Linked DNA regions of Homo sapiens: region 1 is linked to region 2. A link is an interaction called in ENCODE POLR2A ChIA-PET data of the cell type or tissue named here. Cell type or tissue: GM12878. All regions are shown on one strand. Links, peaks and the distances in the headings refer to the core of each region. The heading gives the core; the rest is flanking DNA.

Region 1 (8,249 bases), core at 1,501-6,500, 81 kb after region 2:
ACACACACACACACACACACACAGTGGGTTTCAAGTTTGTAGGTGATATGAAACTCACTTCAGTAGTGAACTGTCTGAGCTTACAGGGAAAATAAAATACAAACAACTACAACATCAACACTTCCAACACTGCCTAAGTAGAAAGAAAACTGGTGTATGATCTTTAACATGTGCCATTGTTAAAGGATTAACCTTAGAGAACAGTGATATAGACATATATGTGTAAGATATGAGATCTTATCAATTACTAAAAGTCTAAACCAATGTTTAGAAAGAACTAGAAACAATTTTTCCTAAAATCAGCTTACTTTGCTTCTGTAGTTAAGGAGAAACACAATGCTGGGCACCCCTAGGAAAGGGTTTTGGAAATAAAACATTTTTAAAATTAGATATGTCTGAGGCAGCAAAGTATCTGCTTTTCCTGGATGAATTCACATCTCAATGACAGTACAACTAAACTGAATGAAGTATAGAGAGCAGCATGTAGAATCATTAGAGAGGTTGACTAGACTCTGTATCAAGATAGACTCAAACAATTAAAACTTCTAAGCTGAGAAACACAAAGCTTAGGTGATATATTAAGATCAATATTTATTGAGTAAAAAAAGCATACAAAATGACTGAATGTGGCTTCATTTACCAGTTCCTAGAACTAAGGACTTCTTGAAATGTTACCTCTTTAGTTCTCAAACTAAATTAATAAAACACTATACGGTGTGAGTAAACTTTAAAAAGATGTTACCCCCAAGAAAGTGTTGCAACTAAAAGTACAAAGGCATGGAAAGTAAAGTTTCCATACATTTATGTCCAAGTTATTAAAGATCACTGGTAGATACTTAGAATAACAAATCCACTTTTTTGTAGAGAAGAAACTAATAAGATCAAAAATACTACAATATTTCTTGGTACCCCTCAGAGTTGGAATAGTAAGCTACATGGACAACTCTAGTGTACACGTATTGGATTAGCTTCATCTTTGATATATTGGTGTCACTTTTCTCCTTCACTATAATTGAACATTAACTATGACACCAAACTTTTAGTTGCATAGTTCAGTATCACAAACCATAACTTTACTATGAAGAGACAATCAACTACAACTCATGTAACAAAAAGTGTCCATTAAAAGTTCCAAATATTTGTTTTGTTATATTATTTGTATACAAAGAGTTTAACTCATCATTGACTAGAAAATTAGCATTAATAAATTATTTTCTTTAGTTTTTCCCTAAGAACAATTAGCAATAATTTTATGAACATTAGTTGGCTAAATCCTTTACTCATCCTAAAAGATGATATTTCAATAAGATATTATTATTTTAATGTGTTATTCACAGTATTGACTTCTTTTTTTTTTTTTTTTTTAAAGTTGAGTCTTGCTCAGTTGCCCAGGCTGGAGTACAGTGGTGCGATCTCAGCTCACTGCAACCTCCCCCTCCTCCGTTCAAGTGATTCTCCTGCCTCACTCAGTCTCTCAAGTAGCTGGGATTACAGGCGTGTGCCACCATGCCCGGCTAATTTTTGGATTTTTGGTAGAGGCAGGGTTTCACCACGTTGGCCAGGCTAGTCACAAACTCCTGACTCAGGTGATTTGCCTGTCTCGGCCCCACAAAGTGCTGGGATTACAGGCGTGAACTACCCACACCTGGCCATCACAGCACTGACTTCTAAATCCCAAGAAATTAAGTGTGAAATAGGTAACTCATTTCATCAAATAACCAAGAACAGTTATTTTATACTCAGGGAAGCTAGTGTAAATAAACATTAGATGACAACAGGAATGTTGGCCTTCAAAATATCTGCTTATTTTACCTAGCTTTAAAATTATCACAGTATTTTCCAATTATCATAATCTATACGAAAAATATCATCTAATCGTCATACTCCAAGAGAAATATTTTCATGCGATATATCTGGAAAGACAGCATAATTTTCTAATCTCTCTCAGTATTGCTTCTTTGCAGGTTCATTTTATTTTAGACAGCTGAAACTTTTATTAGTGAATTTATAAGTTATAAAACCAAATGTGAGATTAAAGTCAAACTTTAATTTGTCCCAGTTGTCTTTCTCTGCAGATTGTAGTAAAAGTTTTATGTCTCATCCACAATAGGTAAAGGGAGCCTGGTGCTCCGTTCAGCCACACACTTGTCCAACTTGGTACAGTGTCCCTGACCCAGCTTCTGACTCAATCTCTACACTCGCTTGCCCATCTTAGGTAAATAGCAAAAATACAAAAGCCTCATCATTATGACCAGTATTAACCTTTGCTAAATAATAACCTTTGCCTGTGTACTGTTCTAAGAAGAAAATTATTTAGTTAAAATGACTATTATAACTAGAAATGTAATAGTGGTGATTCTGGTTAGTAGTTTTATTGGTAATTTTATTTCCTTCTTTACATTTTTTATTTTTCAATTTTTCTAATATAGATAAATTGATTTATAATCAGGAAAATCACGAAGAGGATTTTAAAATACATGCCACAATTTTCCATTAATCTGGAAGCAATATTTATAGTCAAAAATATCTCACTGGCAAAGAAGTTTTCAAGTCTGGTGTCTTATAAAATCTGATTTTCTCTAAAATAGAAATTACACTTGTTTTCTATCCATGAGGAAGTTGCGAATCAAAATCTTTAACAAGAAGAACAGACTAAAAAGATGTATGGGGATCCATTTTAATTTTTGATGAACATATAACATCACTACCTACTATATCTTATGTCTGGGTAGACAGAGTTAGAGAAGGGCTCAATTATCACAGCACACATAGGATACCACTATTTCCGTGTCCAAGTGATTCTGATGTATTCTGAATCATGAGACGGGGCTTGACGTTTGAGAGTAAAATGCCTCAGAATCTCAAAGAGGACTTTGAGAATTCTCAGGGTCCACATACAAATACACACACACACACACACACACACTACATATATATATCCAAGCAAACTAGGTGGGAATTTCACTTTACCTCATTCACCTAAGGAATCTCAATCAGTTGTTCCCTAAATAGCAAAGTACAGACTCAGCAAAAGGACCCAAGAATTATTCACAAATTGTTTATGGCTGAGTGAGCTTACAGAATGCTGGTATATGCTGAGCACACAGCTATTTGTCATAAAGCCATCAATCAAATTCAGTTGATAATAGAAATCCCTAAATAAATGAATTACAGAAATCAATGAGTCTGCTATTCTTACAGAGTTTAAAATCACTGAAAAATTTACCATGGATTTAGGAGGCAATTAAATAGTGGGGCATCAATATTCCCTTATTCATTTCACAGCTCATTCAGCCCTAACTGCTTTGTTTATCAAAGACCCAAGGAGACCGCTAAAGGCAGACTCTACTGGGGTCACCTCAAGATAAAGAGAATGAAGGCAAAGGTCAAATCAAGTTACCTCATCTATGAGCTCCTAATTCTAAAATAAAGTGAAGTTCCTTGGGGCCCATCCAATCATACCTACCAATACAGACCCAGGTCTCCCTGACCTATTATCTCAATTAGTAGGTCCAGATGGAAAGAAAAAATGAAAGCCCACAGGCAATCAAAAACTCTCACATTCGCTGTTAAGTTTCACTTCACTTTTTCCTTCTCATTACTAAGAGAAACAATGACTTTCTTGAGTCTCATCTTTTCTCTTTGTTCCATTCCAAAGCATAATGATCAACACCTGAAAGTCACAGATGACACTCAGTAGAGAGAAACAAAAGGCACAGATAATTATAAATGCAATAATACACACGGAAGTGAGTTGGTTCAACAAACATGTTGGTATGAAGCCCAGATTGACCAATGTAGTCCAATACTGGGTTGAAGGGAAGCACATGTACTTACCTAACAATAAAGCTAAATTTCTTCATCATGCAGTGTGAAAAGTATTGTGTCCGGAACTGGTGGGTTCTTGGTCTCACTGACTTCAAGAATAAAGCCGCGGACCCTCGCGGTGTTACAGCTCTTAAGGTGGCGCGTCTGGAGTTTGTTCCTTCTGATGTTCGGATGTGTTTGGAGTTTGTTTCTTCTGATGTTGGGATGTGTTCGGAGTTTCTTCCTTCTGGTGGGTTCGTGGTCTCGCTGGCTCAGGAGCGAAGCTGCGGACCTTCGCGGTGAGTGTTACAGCTCTTAAGGCAGCGCGTCTGGAATTGTTCGTTCCTCCCGATGGGTTCGTGAAGCTGCAGACCTTCGTGGCGTTACAGCTCATAAAGGCAGTGTGGACCCAAAGAGTGAGCAGGGGCAAGATTTATCGCAAAGAGCAAAAGAACAAAGCTTCCACAATGTGGAAGGGAAGCCCAGCAGCTTGCCACTGCCGGCTCGGGCAGCCTGCTTTTATTCTTTTATCTGGCCCCACCCACATCCTGCTGATTGGTCCATTTTACAGAGAGCCGAGTGGTCTGTTTTGACAGGGTGCTGATTGGTGCATTTACAATCCCTGAGCTAGACACAAAGGTTCTCCACGTCCCCACTAGATTAGCTAGATACAGAGTGTCCACACAAAGGTTCTCCACGTCCCCACCAGAGTAGCTAGATACAGAGTGTCCATTGGTGTATTCACAAACCCTGAGCTAGACACAGGGTGCTGATTGGTGTGTTTATAAACCTTGAATTAGATACAGAGTGCCGATTGGTGTATTTACAATCCATTAGCTAGACATAAAGGTTCTCCAAGTCCCCACCAGAGTAGCTAGATACAGTGTCGATTGGTGCATTCACAAACCTTGAGCTAAGACACAGGGTGCTGATTGGTGTGTTTACAAACCTTGAGCTAGATATAGAGTGCCGATATAGATCCCTTAGCTAGACATAAAGGTTCTCCAAGTCCCCACCAGACTCAGGAGCCCAGCTGGCTTCACCCAGTGGATCCCGCACCGGGGCCGCAGGTGGAGCTGCCTGCCAGTCCCATGCAGTGCGCCCACACTCCTCAGCCCTTGGGTGGTCGATGGGACTGGGCGCCATGGAGCAGGGGGCAGCGCTCGTCGGGGAGGCTCGGGCCGCACAGGAGCCCACAGAGGCGGGGGTAGGCTCAGGCATGGTGGACTGCAGGTCCCGAGCCCTGCGCCACCCGAAAGCAGCTAAGGCCCGGCGAGAAATTGAGCACAGCAGCTGCTGGCCCAGGTGCTAAGCCCCTCACTGCCTGGGGCAGCGGGCCCGCCGAGCCCACGGCCACCCGCAATTCGCGCTGGCCCGCAAGCACCGCGCGCAGCCCCGGTTCCCGCCCGCGCCTCTCCCTCCACACCTCCCGGCAAGCTGAGGGAGCCGGCTCCGTCCTTGGCCAGCCCAGAAAGGGGCTCCCACAGTGCAGCAGCGGGCTGAAGGGCTCCTCAAGTGCCGCCAAAGTGGGAGCCCAGAAAGGAGGCGCAGAGAGCTAGCAAGGGCTGTGAGGACTGCCAGCACGCTGTCACCTCTCAGTATGATACTGTTTAAGATACAAGCAGTGGAATAAGACTATTAACTCTTTTAGGAGTAGAAACCCAGCCAGAAAGGGCTCACAGCAGATGGTGATCTAGGAATTGGTGGCTAGATAGATGCCTTTGAAGAATAAGTTAAATTTAGTCAACAAAAAAGGAATGGAGGGCAACTCATGTAAAGTTCACAGTATGTGCAAAAGAACAGAATGTAGAATAACCTAGTGTGTTGGGAACTGTTAATAATTTGGTGTGGCTGGAATGTAATGTGGACAATAATGAGAGCACTGTCCTGTAAGTATATGTATATTATCCAACCATCCACGTAATGGGAGCTATTTACAGAGATAAGTCTGTTGGGGTTCCCTGAGTTGAGTAATTTTGGTCCAAATTGAAGTTCTGCTATCACCCCATATTCAACTGGTGCTGCCATGCTGCATGATTGACTTCCATTTGTGCTTCATCATAAGCTCTGCTCACCTTGCTTACAAACACTTAGAAGGAAAATTGACACTGAGGGAGCCAATGAATTTTTATAAAAATGCAATTCCTAACAGGGCTTTATTGCCGAAAATACAAATTAAGGTCTTTCTTCCCTTCCTCATCCTTATCCATCATCTTCCTCCACACTCCAGTCAAAGATGCATTCCAAATATGCACTCACAAACTCAGTTTTGTCTTTTTGAATACGCTGTGATTATAGGGATTGTATTGTATTTATAGCTTTTCCTAGGTAACTGACAGCGGGGCTTGCCTACAAGTGATTGATGAACAGAACAATCAATCAATCAGTTCATCTGCTTGCTGCATTGAAGGCAAGGGTGGAAGCATATGCCATGTGCAGGCAGCCAGTTGAAGCAATGGAATATATTGTACATTGTCTGCAATTTTAATGGCCAAAGAGGGGAAGGCAAATGAGAAATCATAAGCATTTATCCTTGCATGAATTCTAACTAAAAATAAAATAATGGTAAGGTTATATCATTTACAATGTCTTGGCTACAAGAAATGGAAAATGTATTGTCTAAGCAATAAGGAAAATGTATTCTCTCACATGAGAAGTCTAAAGTTCCAGAGTTGATTAATTCAGTGTTTTAACAATGACATCTTTTTTATCTGCCATCTTCGTTCTTTTAGTCCTGATTGCCGTATTTGTGATTATAGTTTGGTGTTGTAGCTTCAAACGTCACGGGATCACATAATATTCAAATGCCAGATTGGAAATTAGGGTACCTCCTTTTTCAATATATTCCTCATGTTTCTTTGACCAAATTGTACCACATGCCCAGTCCTTAGCCAATGACAGTCAAGGGAACTGGAATTCTTGTGCTTGCCTTAGCCACAGATTAATCAAGATCCACCTTATTGAGAGGCATCCTCCAGAAATGTGAATGAAATAAGGATCTGAAGCAAGGAATTAAGGGGTGGAGAAACACAAGTAAGGTTTGTTGTTAAATAAGCAACCAACAGTGTCCACAATAGCCAATGGCCTATTTAACTTTATTTTATCACACTCATCCAACTCCCAAGGGGTTAAATAAACAACAGGTTAACCATATTTTACCCAAAAAAAGGCATACGTGTATTTACCTTTAAGAAAGAATAAATGAATAAATAATACTTCAAAAAATAAGCAAGCAGGAGGAAGATTATAAAAATAAGAAGATTATAAGGAATTTTAAGCACCATGATCTTTGAGTGAAAAAATGCCATGATCCACTATTATAAATTATTTTTCCAAAATTAAAATTAAAATGCTAGTGCTGCATTCAGGTGTAATAAGTCGAAGTTCCTTCATATATTTCTCTTGTTAACAGTAAAGATTGAAGAGTGATCATATGTAATAGAAGAAACAATAGACAAATAAAAACAGCCAGAGACCCAACTTCTAGCTACAGGCCTTATAATTACACTTGCTATGTCTGCAATCCTTCACCCAGAAATATGCAGGTTCTCACCAAGTCTTTAAGGATAACACTAATTAATTTGTTAATTTATTCAAAAGTTATTTTTGTGGGTAGAATAATTTAGCTCTAACCACAAGTTAATACAGTTTTAAGAAACCTTTCTGGAATTCAGTGCCTGTCACACATTTAGTGTTAATACCATGTTGCAATATTTAAAAGTTTATTAACATAAAATATTTCAAGCAATACATTTTTAAATTAATCTCAAATTAAATTGAAGATTATACCCATTAAGCATACCCTTTAAGAGTTGAATATCGGGCATGACAATCACCACTGGTTACCTAGCAACCATGGTACCTGCTCTTACATTATGTTTATCCTAAACACTAATGTAAAAATTAGTGATGAATATATATCCACTTCAAGTCTCTATTTACTAGAAAACTGCATTTTTTTAGTTATTATTGGTTTCATATTTTGCTATTCTGGCAAGCTGAATTTTAATGGAAGGTTGGGAGGGTGGTGTCCTGGTCATTAAGCTGCCGTCTACTCTCAACAAGCAGTCCTAAGAATGATGCCTAATTATTAAAGCAATGATGCCCATCACTGGTCATTACAACTAAAATGAAATTAATGTCTGGTGAGTATCTCAAGCCATCTTTAAAAAAAGAGTCATGTGGAAAGTATACCTCGCTTCCACACATTCTAATTTCTAAAAGAATATAAGATTAGACTATGAGTGCCCCGGGGCACTCCCAAGGCTATCCTATTCTTTAAAATGCCTGAGGTGGGCCCCACAGTTAAAAAATGTCATCTCTCATCCCATTTTCTACTGCTAGCGTATATTATAACAATAACCTTTCCAATTCTGCATACATTCCCATGTCTGTACATTTACATTGTGGAGTCTCTGGTGCCACAATTGCCAAGGAGCTCT
Region 2 (8,249 bases), core at 1,263-6,262:
AGCTTGGCAGCTCCTATAATAAGTTTCTAGTTTGGAACGTAGTACAGATCAGGAAAAAAGCAGGAAAGAGTAGAGCAGGAAGGACATGGGGTGACATTTTTGCCTTAGTGCTTCACTACAATATGCCTTAAGTAGCGAGCCACCAAACCCTAATGATTCTTCCTTTTCTTCCATATAGTGAATGCCTCACTCTGGGGCTTTCCTTCCTTGTCTCTATACCTAACAGCAGTAGCCTGGGAACTAGTCCCTCTGCCTGCACTCTACTGCTAGCGCCATCTTTCTAAAGCACCGCTTTCATCATGTTGACCTTCTCATCACACTGTGCTCAAAAACCTTTCAGGCCTCCTCATTCCCCAGAAGATAAAGGTCACTCCTTGGACTGGAATTGAGGCCCTTTGCAATCTGTCTAGAGCGTTGTGTTCAGCCACATTGGATGGGAAGAGTTCATTCTAATCAGACTGATCTGTGATCCTCCCAGCACACTGTATACTGTCTTCCTCCATACATTTCCCCAGGCATTCTCTCCACCACTCTTCTTCATCTAAATCCTACTCTTCTTTCCAGACAGTTCACTTTCCACCTCCTCCTCCCTATCTTATGAGCATTAAACAAAAGAGTCTTAAGGAAGTAGGAGCAAGGCGCCAGACACAGGGGAACCTCATGATAATTTCACCCCCTTTTCTGCCACTTGGTCTTGGTTTTACTTGGCAAATTAATTCTGCTGACAGCTTTGCCACTGATGTTTTTTAGATCAGTGTGTTTAATCACCTGTCCCTCTCATCTGACACCAAACACATTGCATGGAGTATGTGCCATATGAATAAAGCCTTTTAAAGCATGTCACTGAATAGTGTACATTAAACAAGAATATTAAATTTCTTAAAATGGAATGAATAGGAAAGGGAAAAAAGATGTGGCTGGAGTCAGAGTAGCTGAGATTTCTCAATAGGGGATGCAAACCTTCTCCCACAGAAAGAGCTAACTTGCTTTAAGATACTGATTTCTGAATGCCCCTCCAGATATTATTGCACCAAAATTTGTCACAATAAATCTTATATACAGTAAATCTGGAAAATCTCTTAGTCTTAGAGGGTGAGAAAGAGTATCTAATATAACTCCAACTCACCATGTCTGCACATCAGAATCACCCGTAGCATTTTTGACAACAGCGACTACCTAGGCCTCACACCAGACCTCCTAAATGAGAATCTCTGAGTTGCAACCCAGTCATCTGGTTTTTTTAAGTATGCCACAGAAGATTTTGATCTGCATCCAGAATTTGAAATCCAGGATTTGAAAGCCAGAAGTTAATGATGGACAGTATGTATTTGATTACAACTTCTCAGAAACTTTGTTAAGCAGTTGATATGCATTTAGTGACTACAGTCTTGAGTCATTATCTCCATTTTCACAGGTGAGGATTCTAAAGCTTGGGAAAGTGAAGTAGCCCAGTGCCATCCAGCTAGTAAATAAGCCTCATTAAATAGAGGTCTAATACCAAGTTCCAACCTGTAGTCACATTCTCCATCTGTCTTTATTATAATTAGACATTATTTCAATATGTGGCCATCAGTCTCTTTCCCAGCAATAGTTCCCTCTCTTCAAAATGTGATTCCGTTTTTTGGAAGTCCTGGGACCACCCAGGGCAAGAGTTTCGCAGCTCAGTTTTCCTCTGATTGGCTATTTGTTGTCCTAGTCTATTTCTGATCAGTGAGGACCAGTATTCCCAAGACCTTCCCCATGTAATGGGCCAACTTCTATGTTTTGCATCCTTATAAAGAGATCGATACTAATGGCAACTAAGCTTTTTCCACGTGCAAGATGAGCCTGGCCACCCTGGAAAACCTGAGTGCAGTCCTGGGTAATGTTTCTGGAGAAGGGCATTATTCATTCCTCCTAGATTTCAAAACTAAAAGGATTGCCCACTATAAGTTAAAAAAAAAAAAAAAAGTCACCTGAGACCTGAGTAATGACATGGGAGACTTATTAGCCTTACCAGTCAGTTAATGCTTTTCTACCCTTTGAATACAGGGTTTAATTTTTCAATGCATTTTCACATCTCTTACCTCATTTTCTCTCACAACTCACAGTCATTCCTGCACTGCAGTTTCCTTACAGATAAAATACTTATAATCAAGTTCCATCAAAAGGAGTGATGTGAGAGTTAATGAGTAAATGGGCTTAAAGTATCATAAGCATCTTGAATGAAAGGTACACACTGTTTTTACTGTTATTAATATAATGCAGTTCATCCATTACAGATCTGACAGGGATCACAGACAGCAGCTCTGACCTTATTTACTGGCCAGGCCAGAGAGGGTCTGCGTAATGGCCCCAGAGACAGACACCCTCAAGAGAAACAAAAAAACCACAGTTAAGGTCCGAAACAACCAGAAAGCCAGCCTCACTGCGGTATAGTTGGGTGCTTTGAAACTAACTAGGAATATTGTATGGTCAAAATACGGAATGGACACCAAGTCAAAGACCTTGGGAGAGGAATAAGTGACAGCCATGTTTAATAGATGAAACAAAATCTAGTGAAATTAGAGGGCAGCCACAAACCAGACACATGAATATGTAATTTGCTAGCTGCCAGGTTCTGCATTCTCACACTCTGGCAGATGACAAGGCACTTCTAAATACACAGAGAAGCTTATTTAACTCATTGCAGATCATCCTTGGAAGAGCCATTTCAAGTGAGGCAGGGAATTAAATTAATGTCAAACCCCCCGAAAATATTGATGAGATAGTTACAAATGTATGTGAGTTGTCTCAAATGCTACCTTTTACTGCTATAATTTAAGTTCCTTACTCCATCAAGTGGTCTTTAAAAATTATTTCCTATTTCTCTTCTATCTTATAATTCAGAGAGCTAAGGTTTTCAGTCAATGTTAATTTTCTTTGAAGGATTTTCAGAGGGTAGTATTACCACATACAGACCCCTGAAATTATTATTTTCGAGTAAGGCTGATTCTTTTTCTTTGTAGCCTAGAAGAAAAGAGATCTATGTAATCGCAGTGTCAAAATGTCAAAAGACTGAGATAGGTTGAAAAAACGAAGAAGAAAAGAAAAGAAAACACAAAAAACCTTAAAGGCATTCGTGCAGTCCTCAGCCTTACAAATCTTTGGCTCACATAAAATACTTGTGACATGCTATAATTAACTAGTTACTCCTCTCAGAATGAATAATAATGCAATTATTTGCCAAAAGCAGTGAAGGGATAGTTTCTGTTTTCAAAAACGTGTGCTTTTCATTTCTGCAGAAAGAAAAACCCTTGATTAATTTACATAAGTTGGTAAAGTGACCTGCAGTTTCACCATTACATTATATGATAATTGCTACCTTTTTTCTTTTTCTTTTTTAATCTTCAAAACGTATTTTTAATTATTTATTTAGAGACGGGGTCTCACTATTTTGCCCAGGTTGCTCTCAAATTCCTGACCTCAAGTGATCTTTCTGCCTCAGCCTCCTGAGTGGCTGGGACTACAGGCATACACCACTGAACCTGGCTCTTCTGTCACCTTTTTATCAGAGCCTTATGTTTTTCAGTGGTTTAATGTAGCAATAAACTGACAAGTTGCTATCATGTTCAAATTATATTGGTGCCTGAAACTGTACCCAAATACCACAAATGAGAAGTAGTAGCCTGCCTGGTGAAAACATTTTCTTGCCCCAGTTGGACTTTGATGCCATCAAGATTACTAACTGTTTGTTTCCTGTTTCCTTTGTCTGTGGAAACACAAATAAAAGGAGGACAGTGAGCCTTAGTTCTTCAGGAACCCCCTCTCCTTTGGAGACCCCACATCTGCCAAGTAGCACAAAGTTATCTCTCCTAGGTGTTAATATATAGCACAATGAATATTTTCAACTCTTTCAACACCATCTGCCATTCTCAGTAATTTATTCAACAACCATTTATTGAAGATGTTTGTAATGCACTGTACTAGGTACCAGGATGTCAAAGGTAAGTAAAACACCTTGCCCTTGAGAAGGTTGCAGAAAAGTAGAGGTATAAACAAGTAAACAGGTGCATTACCAATGCAGTAAATGCACCATGGAGGTGAGTGTGAGCCCCCCCCCCACACACACACACAAATTTTTTCACTCATATAAACACACAAAACCACCTCTACCCCATGAATGTAAACTTCCCCAAATTCCTCTTTGAAAGTTTTGAAGCAGACACCTGGAAAAAAATTAATGCTAAAACTCTCTAATTTTGTAATTTCAGTAGAGTTCATTGAGCTATACATTTGTGTGTTTGTGTGTATGTGTATTTGCGTGTAAATATTAGTTTTCATGTGGATCTTTATATAGCATTTTATTTAAGGATAAAATATTTTGAGCAACTGATGCTTTAGATAGTCAGGTTAATCTAATGCCCATAAAATTAGTTACTAATTCTAAAACCAGGTTTTAATTTGCAATGTCTTAAAACTAACATTCACTGATATATCCCAGTGATGCACAAAAAGTCTGGATTGCTTGTTTGAGAAGACAAGGACCAAGAGTCAATATGATTTAAATTCATAAAATCATGACATATTCCAAGAGTAGACATAGCCTTGGTTTTCAAATCCTATTTACTCAAAGGATTCCTTTAATCAGAGAGTGATAGGAATTTGGGTCTGTGATAGGAGTTTGGGTCTGTCTTTCTTTGTACTTTCAGTATGTAGAACAGGGCAGGCTCTGACATCAGACTGCCTAAATTTGAATTTAGGCTCTTCGATTTTCAAGCTGTGAGACTTCTCCAAGTCTCAATTTTCTTATCTGTAAGATGGGCATAGTAATAGTAACTTTTAGAATAGCAACCTTTCTTTAAGAATGTAAAATTGTTAGTGTATTCATTCATTTCATTTAGCTATCCAACATGTAGTTATTGAAAGTTTCATGTGTGCAAGATATTGGGCGGGTTGGGGATTGCAAAGATAATTCAATCACTGCAAATAGAGATCAAGATGGACTTAGAGTTTCAGACCATGGTCTTGGAATCCTGCATGTTTTTCTGACTGAATAAGCTTAATAGACATATATACATGGAATATAGTAAATAATGATTATGTAATCAGAGTTTATTGGTCTTTTGGAAACATAGAAATGGTAGGTCCTTGGTAATCCAGTCACAACATTTCCTTTTCCCCAAGCTTCATCGTTTTTGTGTTTTGTTTTGTTTTGTTTTTGAAACAGAGTCCCACTCTGTTGCCCAGGCTGGAGTGTAGTGGTGGGATCTCAGCTCACCGCAACCTCCGCCTCCCCCGTTCAAGTGATTCTCCTGCCTCAGCCTCCTGAGTAGCTGGGATTACAGGTGCCCAACAGCACATCTGACTACTTTTTGTATTTTTAGTAGAGTCAGCCTTTCACCGTGTCGGCCAGGCTGGTCTCCAACTGCTGAACTCAGGTGATCCGCCCACCTTGGCCTCCCAGGGTGCTGGGATTACAGGCATGAGACACCACGCCCGGCCAGCTTATTGTTTTCAAGCCATTTTAGCAAATCTTTGAAGTTTCTTCCACTTATTCACAAAAAAAAAAAAAATATTCTCCATAGATTTCCAATTTCCAGTGATTGCTGAGAGTCACAGGAAGTATTTTTAAAATGTACTCTTGCATTTATTTAATATATGCAAGTATATAGAGTAGGGAGCAAAGATGGAAGTTAATGATGAGGATATGCAATTGAGAAAAAGACCAATATAATCCATGCATTCCTGAAGCTTATATCCCAGGGAAACTTTCACCTCAAGGAATGAATCTATGTCCTCCTCTTGGGCTGAGAATAAAAACATCAACCATCTATACCTGTTTCTTAGCCATTCCATGAAAGGCTTTATTTGAGGCAACAAGAGCCAGGAATTTTGAGAGGAAACAAATCTTAAAAGGAGGCCTTGAGCAAGCGATGCTAGGAAAGGAAAGGGGGAAGGATGTCAGCAGCAGAAAAGCTGTGGGACCAAAATCAGATTAGTCAAACTGAAAAATAATAAATAAATAAATAAATAAATACACCAATTGGAGAATCTTGTAAAATATCCCACACAATTGTTCAATTTGGTGTTAAAGCTTAAGTGAATTTTTCAGTGAAACACTGATTCTAACCAGTCCAATTCAATCAAATTTTATCTTTCTGTCTGTATTAGTCTGTTTTCACCCTACTGATAAAGACATACCCAAGACTGGGCAATTTACAAAAGAAAGAGGTTTAATGGACTCACAGTTCCACGTGGGTAGGGAGGCCTCACAATCATGGCAGAAGGTGAAAGGTGTGGCAGCAGACAAGAGAAGAGAGCTTGTGCAGGGAAACTTCCCTTTATAAAACCATCAGATCTCATGAGACTTATTCACTATCATGAGAACAGCAAGGGAAATACCTGCCCCCATGATTCAATTATCTCCCACCAGGTCGCTCCCACAACACATAGGAATTATGGGAGCTACAATTCAAGATGAAATTTAGGTGGGGACACAGACAAACTATATCACCATCTCTATTCCCTTTGCACCATTTTGTCATGCTATCAAATGGGTTTCTGAACTGCCAATTACTTTCTGTCTATATATATATGTGACTTTTTCACTGAAACATTTAGAAATGTACACTGTATATATATATAATCTATTTACAAAACATTTACAAAAACATAAATATTAATAAAAATGTAAAATATATATATAGTGTACATTTCTAAATTTCTTTGGACTTAATTTGGATATACCGTCAAAGCCCTAATATCTTATCTAATTTACCATTTAGGTAGACAAGTGACAGAACATACCTTTCTGTTTTTCAGTTGCTAACAAACAACTTTATAGAAGACCTTGAAGGAGATAATTCCTAGAGTCTAACACAACAACAGTCAGAATCTAAACTGGTTTGAAGGCAAAAGAAACTACCTTTTTAAAAATGCAAATGTCAACCTCCTCACTCCTTTTTTATTTAATACAATGATTAAGGCTTGGCCTACAGAGTCACTTATCCACATCCGCTCTATAAGAACCAGAAGCTCTTTGAACATGTAGGCAGCTCCTGATCTCAGGTTTTCAGATGCCAAGAATCAGCTGAGGTAGCAATGTCATGTTCCAGTAGCTTGTGATCACATGGCAACATCAAAGCTAAGGTAGGAACACCGCTCCTCAATGAGTTAAGTGTTTAGAGATGGTTGCCATCTGTTGTAGCTATTTGTTCCTAAATAGGTAAATGTAAAAATAACCAGGCATTCCTACAGCAATTCTCTTACAAAATAAATAAATAAATAAGTAAGTTCATTAGCACATTTTCTGCCAGCATTTTTAAACAGCAATCTAGGTAATTCTGACACAGATGGTCTAAGGACTACACTCTGAGATGCACTGGTGTGTATACAAAGCCTCTCTCAATCAACAGACTGATCAAGCAGTGATTCCCAGGAATTGAGTCTGGTGCCAGGATGACTACTTAAGAATATAGAATGTTAGAAGCTACCCTAGATTTACTGGAGCCCAGAAATCTGCTTATGAATCTGTATACTTAAAAGTTCTCCAGGAGATTCTAATAACACAGTCTGTGGTATTAGAGAGAGGGGGTTGGGTTTTAGCTTAACAAATCTATGAGTGGGACCTTATTCCACAATTTACTAGTGTCTAACCTTATGTAATGTCTTTGGTCTGTAAAACAGCTGTTGTGAGGATTAAATAAAGCAATACATGTTGAGAGTCTAGCATGTAGTAACCTGCTTGCCATTGTATGCCTAGCTCTCAGTAAAATATACAGAAGTAAAAATGTATGCTTCATGACTTTGAGAAACATATAATCTATTTACAAAAACAACATAAATATTAATAAAAATTTAAAATATGAGTTTATATTCTAAAGCTGTAACATGGTTGTACACATACACCAGAAAACACACAAGACACAATATTCAGAATAATAAAATAGAGAAGTGTAAAGATATAGGAACAATCATATAAAATTTTCTTGAAAATGTTTAATTCTTCTTTAGGTAACCTAATTCTCATTAAATCACTGAATTTTTATTTAGATTATAGAAAAATATTAACATCATGAGTGGCAATCAACTTGTATTTATTATTTTATTATTTAAAATGAGAGGTAGAAAAATAGTAGTGTATATCTCGGAAGGGGTTTCATAGGATATGCTTAAAGGGGCCCAAGACAACCCTGAAATTTTATACAGAAGGGTTGTTTATATGAATATGGATATTTCTGGGGAGAGATCTATAGCTTTCATTTTTCCAAAGGGTTTTGTGGCCCCCC

Evidence for each region. Peaks named below come from ENCODE experiments on the same cell type or tissue, not always from the same donor. Only the 100,000 strongest peaks of a DNase experiment are listed, where the experiment ranks them.
Region 1: POLR2A ChIA-PET joins it to region 2 with 5 read pairs; 1 of 35 experiments calls an interaction of 5 or more read pairs at or near these places.

The regions. Positions count from the first base shown.
Region 1 is chr2:191,918,633-191,926,881 of GRCh38, reverse strand. All of the region lies in intron 1 of CAVIN2-AS1 (CAVIN2 and TMEFF2 antisense RNA 1), which reads right to left. Among named protein-coding and RNA genes, the nearest start is that of CAVIN2, 76 kb to the right of the region's middle. In GM12878, for the core only: no CTCF peak of the experiment used is centred there; a DNase peak (open chromatin) is centred at 3,651; H3K27ac peaks cover 487 bases.
Region 2 is chr2:191,999,762-192,008,010 of GRCh38, reverse strand. All of the region lies in intron 5 of TMEFF2 (transmembrane protein with EGF like and two follistatin like domains 2), which reads left to right. All of the region lies in intron 1 of CAVIN2-AS1 (CAVIN2 and TMEFF2 antisense RNA 1), which reads right to left. Among named protein-coding and RNA genes, the nearest start is that of CAVIN2, 160 kb to the right of the region's middle. RefSeq lists a silencer at 5,236-5,488. In GM12878, for the core only: no CTCF peak of the experiment used is centred there; DNase peaks (open chromatin) are centred at 3,192 and 3,550; H3K4me3 peaks cover 597 bases; H3K27ac peaks cover 1,047 bases.